2 separate regions of the Mus musculus genome follow, and region 1 is linked to region 2. Evidence: chromatin contacts called from ENCODE Hi-C or POLR2A ChIA-PET data. All regions are on one chromosome and are shown on one strand. The core of a region is the stretch at or near the end of the contact, and the rest is flanking DNA. Distances in the headings are between cores, read along the strand shown. Region 1 holds the start of Slc12a3 (solute carrier family 12, member 3). Region 2 overlaps Nup93 (nucleoporin 93).

The links. A loop is a pair of places that touch in the nucleus more often than their neighbours do. ChIA-PET counts read pairs that join two places held with the same protein, here RNA polymerase II (POLR2A).
Region 1: a loop to region 2 is called in a map of gastrocnemius, with 2.0 times the contacts of the local background. The contact joins the promoter of Slc12a3 here to the enhancer-like site in region 2. A Hi-C loop is called at or near these places in 2 of 37 maps with a recorded cell type or tissue (Patski and gastrocnemius). POLR2A ChIA-PET finds 5 or more read pairs at or near these places in 1 of 5 experiments (Patski).

The regions. Positions count from the first base shown.
Region 1 is chr8:94,327,754-94,331,331 of GRCm38, reverse strand. It overlaps Slc12a3 (solute carrier family 12, member 3), which reads right to left and starts at 2,124. Exons shown (of 25, transcript NM_001205311.1): 1 at 1,819-2,124; 2 at 809-955. The coding sequence starts at 2,094. It also overlaps a transcript of Nup93 not described here.
Region 2 is chr8:94,290,753-94,294,495 of GRCm38, reverse strand. Nup93 (nucleoporin 93) reads right to left here. Exons shown (of 22, transcript NM_001357266.1): 6 at 1,754-1,828. Among named protein-coding and RNA genes, the nearest start is that of Mir138-2, 32 kb to the left of the region's middle. Within about 2 kb of position 2,280, at least 1 of the 3 ENCODE cell types and tissues checked has a DNase peak (open chromatin) inside an H3K27ac peak, as active enhancers do.

The DNA of each region.
Region 1 (3,578 bases), core at 875-3,374, 37 kb before region 2:
AAAGGCAAAGCCAGAGGTCATCACTGGGGCTGAAATTCCAAATGGGAGGGTCCGACAAGGCCTTTGGCCCTGCCAACTACTAGGGCCAGGTAGGGACGTGTGACCTTCACACTCATGAGATTTCTGGGGCTCACATCTGCTGAGATGAAAATCAGGGTGTGCCTGGTTCTGGCTAACACAGATCAGGGGGGTGTCCCAACTCTGAATGTGGAGCCCCCGGGGAGGGGGTGAAGGCTCTGGTTCTGCTTTCTCCTGTACCCCATCCCCACATCTTTGTAGAACCCTATATTGTCTTTCAAAGTCAAGGGCATTGAGTCTTTACTTCCTGAAGGGTTACTTATGCTTCATACTACAGCTAACACTAGGCTGTACCATGGTATGCGATGGGAGAGGAGGGATTGTCGATGTGTATGTTAGTGCTGCCCTCTAGTGGCCATGTGGGGAATTTCTTCTAATAACCCCCTAGCAGGCATTGATCCAAGAACTCTCACACCTAACAACTATTTTAATGCTCAGTTTTACGGGTGAGGAAACTGAGGCAGGAGTAGCTAAGTAACTTTCCTAAGGCTACAACACTAGTGAGTAGCTAAGCAGAGATCTTCTTAGGATTGGGTCTTGGCCAAGAGCGCCCAAGAACTGTGGGAAGCCAAATACAATTAATTGGAGGCCACTGCTGATGGGGAAACTGAGGCCCAAACTGAGCTCCAGGTCTAAACTGCTCACTAGGGCCTGAGAGTCAAAGCTGAGGCTGAATGGGGCTCTACCCCCACCCTGTCTAGACATCAAGCTCCGGGCCACAGCCACTCACCATCACCCCCTTGACCCAGCCGAAGCGAACAGGTTCTCCAGGGCTCTTCTCACTGTTGGTGCCTGTCTCATCTTCCACAAGTCCATCAGTCAGCTCACGACCTTGCCGTCCATCAAAGGCCAGGGCATGCAGGTGGCTACCTTCCTGCTGGGGGCCCAGAGACCAATAGGAGTCAGGCAATGGGGGTTAGGGGCTGGGTGTCTGTATTCAGTCTTGCCTGCCCCACTTTGCCACACAGGCAGCCCTTGGACAGCTTCCTGGGTACAATGCTACTCGAAGCTTGGAGAAACACCAGAGAGAGCAAGCAAGCTGAGCATTCAGAATGCTTCTGCTCCGGGAGGCTCCTCCCCTCTAGGGCAGAGGGCTGGAGTCTGACAAGCCTGCAGTCTGAGAAGTGACACGGGATGGGAGGTGAAGCAGTATGTCACACGCCACACACCAGGTCTCTGACACAGAGAGTCTTGAACCCAGGCCTGGACTCCAGCATGGTCATCTTCTATTTCGTATTCCTACCAACCGCAGCCTACTCTGGGACCTTCATCCCAGTACCTATCTCAGCATCCCTATTCAAACAAGGGGTCTTGTTTGGTCCCTTCAGAGGGAAGCTTTGAAACACGGAAGAGTGTTAGAGGTTAGAACATCCAACTGTTGGTGAAACCGTGAGGTGACAGGGATTGGACCCTCCAGCCTCCCAGACAGCGAAGCCGATGAGCTAATATTTGAGAGGGCTCACCATGCTCCCTCCCTCCCTCTCACAGTCTCTCCCAGCGGTGTGCAACCTGCATTTGTATAAGCAGCAGGCTATGCTATCATTGTGCTGCCGGTGCCTGGACAATATGTATTACTTGTGCCCCCAAGCTTCATGGCACCTCTGTCCACTATTCATTTGGGTGTCTTGACCCTAGAGGAAGATGCCCAGTCATTTTCACAACACGAATGACAGAACATGTTGGGCAATCATGCCAACGTTACCCAGCCAGGAAGCGGCCAGTCTTTGAACTTCTGCTTACCTTGAGGAATGAATGCAGGTCAGCCAGGGTGGGCCGCACCTTCCGGGGCTCACCGGGCAGAGCGCTGTTAGCATAGTGTTCGTAGGCCGGCACCACGTCTATGGTGTTGTAACCGAAGGTGCGCATGTATAAGGTGCTGCCGTGTGTTAAGTGGCTGGGCTGGCTGCTGTCACAGGCAGCTGGTGGGGGCTCATCGCCTCCCATCAGTGTGCTGATGGTGAAGCGCCCACTGCACAGAGCATCGCCAGGCAGCTCTGTCACGGGGAGCTCTGCCATTATGGCTCTGGGTATCAAAGGAGGGGACAAGAGTGGGCAAGGGCACTGAGGGTGGCTTTATAGGCTGGGAGGAGGCGGGAGCTTGGTCCAGACCGCCCATGGCAAGTGAGCAGGGTCTCTGCCAGGGTGGGGGGCGGAGCCATAGCAACTGCTGTCCTGCCCCCATTTATCTGATCATTGACACAGGGGCCAATTTGGAGCAGGAGGGCTGGGCTAGAGCCAGGGCCACATCCCTGAGTCCTGCAGTAGCCCTTCTAAGCCTAGGGTAGCAGAGGTTCTGCAGCTAGGACCCAGGAAGCAGCAGACATGAGAGAGGACCCAGAGAAGGCCTGCTGCAAGGTGCCTACCTACACTGCAGGTTAACAGTCCTCGTGTTGGGCACAATGTATTTCTTTCATTTTATTTACTAGTTTGAATGGATGTCATCTTAGGACATGCATATAAAAAAAAAGGAAGTCTGCCTTCCGATCTCCATCCCTCACAGTCTCAGCGTCTTTCCTGATACATTTCAATATACATAAGCCATTGTGATTAGTGGCCTCAAGCCAGACCTGCAGCCACCTCTTGACTGACAAACCTTGAGAGCTTGGTGCTGGCCACTGGCCTCTAGGGTAAACAGGCACAGTGCAGCCTGACCTACACATTCACAGGCTGGCCTACGGGGCTGTAGTTTGGAGCCCAGAGCAACTGGTCTTTCCCTCCCTGGAGCCATGCATTGTTCCCATGAAGTAGGAGATCTGGTCAGCAAAGGCTCCTAAGCCATTGCAGGGGCATTGCCCTGGGGTATGAAAGACACTCTGGGTCTTGATGATGAACTAGTGGATGTTGGATGTGTCCTAAGAAAGCAATGGACTTGTAGCTGTGAGGGGTCCCAGAGTCAGCCCTTACATTAATGGCCCCACCCATAACTATCTTTCCCTAAGAGGCTGGGCGTTCAGTAATCCATGGCTGTGGGGCACAAAAGCCTGGCATCCTGCCCTGTCTCTGGAACCACCCAGTGTTTCCCTGAATCATCTGAGGCTTAGGGCTACCCTAAAGCCCGCTCCCTCTGCCCTCCCAGACACATGTCCTGAATTTGCTCTCAGTTACTTCCCAGTGAGGTGACCCAGCCCCTTACAAGAATAGGAGACGACGGTACATGCTTCTTGCTGCTTTATTGACTATAACAAAGATTTGGAATCGACCTTGACAATCAACAAATGAATGGGTAAAAAAAACTATGTATATGTATAAACCATGTATACATAAGTTATATAAGTATAAATTATATATATGCATGCTACTTGGCTATCAAGTTAAAATGTTTTCGGGAAAATGGACAGTCTCAGTATGAATATTAGGTGAGATCATACAACTTCAGAAATAAACCACACACTCTCCCTCCTGTGGAATCTAGCCAAAAATATATGTATGCATAAAAACAAAAGTACCCGTGGGTACAGTATAACATGAAGAAAGAGCATAAGAAAGGCTGAATATAAAGG
Region 2 (3,743 bases), core at 1,031-3,530:
CCACTGCTCCCACAGTGAATAAAAAAGTACATAAACATAAGAGAAAGAATCTCTGCTCTTCAGGTAAAATCTCTTTCAAGAAAGAAACAAACAAAACAACAAAAACCACAGCGATGATTTGATGTCATGCTTAAGGTGTAAGATTTTACTTTGGATTTGACTTATAAAATACTGAAATAATTATGGTTACAAACTAAGTTCTCCTCTCGTGGAAGACTTTCTTTTACATCTTGAAGTCCCTGTTCTGGTGAGAAGAGGACCGAACTAAAGGCAAATCGTGACCCAAGGAACCTCAGCCTCTTCTACTGTAAATGGAGGATGCTGGTGTCAGTTTAGCTTCCAGGGCTGTCATACAGGTTCTGAACCATAAGCAGCACTTATTCGCTCAATGAGCATGACCTAGGAGCCTCCCTTTGGAAGGCTGTATTCTACAGAGTACATACACATTCACTACTGCGGGAGAGACCCACCTACTGGATCCTAGGTGCTGCAGAGGGTAAGTGCTCCAGACTTTAGCTTTTCAGATAAAGAAGCTACACTGTTTCTCTATGCACATGTCATTTTGTTGGGTCTGAGCTTGTGGTAGCCACAGCAACCAAGGGACTCAGTCAGGTGAAACCTACAGGATGCTGATATGGAGTGAGTATATGAAAGAGGGTGAGTGTTCTAAAACTGGAGAAGGAAATGAAGTCTAGTGGTGAAATATGGAGTGAAAGGAAGGGGCTGTTGTCTCTGGAGGACGGGGCAGGCTTCGGCTGCCTGAAATTTGAAGCAGTAATGTCTGATGGAAGAGACTTTAACCCTAAATCTGTTACCATCCTGTGGAGTATATTCTCTGGTTCTACTATCATTTAACATGAATCTACATTTACACTAAGAAAGCATTTAGGATATTTATCTCAACAAGTGTTACTCAAGATATCTGATATGTGCTAGCTAATGTAGAACTCCATTAATTAACTAGTTGCTGAGTCCTCTATTACAGAGCACAAGGCCTAAGCTCCTCATAGGCCATGCTCACTTTTGTAGTCGCCATCTGTTTCTACCCCTAACTCTCACACTCCAGGGTGGCAGGGAGGAAATACATCCTCGTGTCTCTCAGGGTCATGACTAAATGATGCAGATCTGGAGACTCTGTGGAGGAAAGCAGCAACTACAGTAAAACACGGGCTTCCTTGAGTTGCATTCCTTTATTCCAAGCATCAGCCCCAGGTAAGCCTTGATCAGCCCCAGGTAAGTCTTGCGCACAGCTTGATCTTGATCTGTGCTTAGTGGTGCAGGCTCATGATCAGCAACCAGGAGCACGACCCCGACACGGCAGGAGCATCTTGCCTTCACTGCAATGCTATGCAGTGTCAGCACACTGCTTACCAAGGCACACAGCCTTTTGACAGCCCCACTCAATAAGGGTAAAAGGATCTGACCATATCCTTAGCCAGCCAAGTAAGTGATTCAGTTACTGCAGAACCCCATTTGCTTCATTCTCTAGGAAGCTACTGCCAACAATGCCAAAAGAAACACCTGGTCAGTAGAGAGCAAATTTCAATTTCCCCGCACTATCTGAGTCATGAGATTAACCCATTTAACAGAATAGAGAACAGTTGCATTCATGGTGAAATATTAACTAATCCCATGAGCAAGACGTCCCCGTGCTTTCAGGTCTGACTCTGCTGTGAAATCACTACTCCTGTGACTCTCTAAGGATCATAGCATTCCTTCTCCAGGATGAAATGTTTCTAAAAGGCATACTCACCTGCCGGGCATAGGCCATCTCAATGCTATCCAGAGAGCTTCGCCCAGGGGGATTCACATCACCGATGTAACTCGGCTATAAGTAAAGACACAGCGGCATCAGTTAAGAACAGTACTCGATTGCATAAACACATCCATGTCTGTAACCTGAACAGGGAAAGCAACAGAGAACAGCAGCAAGGCTCTGCTACAAGGACACAGGTTCAGCTATCCTCTAACAGCCCCAGGAAATAGTTTCCAGTACTAAAAACTTAATTTTAAAAATTATGCATTTAAAGAGTACTTGATTGCAGTCTCTGAATTTCCATTTAAATGACTTTTGCCTAATGCTCCTGTTTTCAAAAGCACCTCTCCTTCAGCTGCCCTTGGCCAAGCCACAATTTTACCACACATAAAGTCAATTATCCATCAACAGGATGTGTGCACTGTAACTCCTGAATAGAAGCGGCTGGCAAACGTTCAGCTGGAATTCCACAGTCAGAGCTGCCTAAGAACTGGGAACACGGACGCACAGCACGCTGCATGGGAGAATGTTCCCTACACCTCCGAGCTCCAATCAGGTCTGGAAAACATGTAGTCTTTAGATCAAGCCATGTTGGCTATGACAAGACAGGGCACAATAAAGGAATGCATAACAGGGCCAGGGAACCAGAGACCAGAAAGGCAAGGAAGCCAGGCAGACAAGGCTAGAGAAGGGCTCACTGGGAGCCTGGAGGTATGCAAAGAGACAGCAGTGAGTGAGCAGTGTGAGCCCCTAACTCACACTCTCTCTCTCTCTCTCTCTCTCTCTCTCTCTCACACACACACACACACACACACACACAGAAGGAATGGGCTTCTCAGAGTAGAGAGCATTCAGAAAATAGCCATTCTGGGATAGGCATGTAGCAGAAGGGAGTGGCACACTTTTATTTTAGCACCCATGATTGTACAAAGTGTAGGTAGAGGTGTGTAAAACTTTACCAAGGAGAGGGTGCACTCTAGACAGGAGAGAAAGAACTATAATAGCGCTCGCACAAAACAAGTCTAGGGTGAAAACTAAATCCAGTGATACCACAGAGGGAGAGATAGATGAGTCTCTACATAGAATTTTTGCCTTCATGAACACAAAGAGGAATCAAACTGATTAATTTAGAAAATTTTGTTATAAAAGCCCAGTACTGTTTAATTATGAACAACAAACAAACAAACAAACAAACAAACAAACAAACCACCGGGACACCAAGGAAACCAACACATACTTACCCACATGGATCACCACCACCAAAACCAAAACCTCTAATGTGAGTAAAACATGGGACAAAGCAAAACTGTAGAACCTCAAATACACAATGATGCAGCTTATATAGATGACAAGAAAACAATATGTCACAAACATACAATATCCATACACAGAAGTCCCTAGCAGGGAACCAGAAGGATGGACAGAGGTTGTCTGGACAGTGTGAGTGCATAAAAGCTCACGGTGTGAGGAACTTTCTGTGGTGCATCACAGAAGGAAAATGAAGGGCCTGTTGAGTAGTTTTGAACTTCTTTTGCAAAGAGCAGCAGGGTACTTTCTGTGCTTGGAATTCTACTCCAACCCCAACATATGAACTCGGCCATCCCTTAGGAACCAGACAGGGAGCACAGTACACAACTGAGAAGCATCTGGGGTGAGGCCGTCAAATCCACACTGTCAGTCTATATTTTACCAACCAATCACATCATTCATTTAAGACATGTCATACATGCCACTATAAGCTGGAAAGAATAAAAATGCTGCCAAACTACAACCCATAACTGAGTAAGATGCTGTGATTTCAGAGATGCTAAAATATGGGAAAGCTGTATGATTGACACTTGAAATATGGTATTAAGTGTCTTATCAAAATTAGTGTCTGCTCAATATTCACAAGTTTCACACAGCACAGCACAGAGCAGAGCAGCAGCCGTGTCATCTGTCAGGAAGCCTCAGCTCAGCTTCTCTAGCCAAGTCTGTTGCTTGCTGA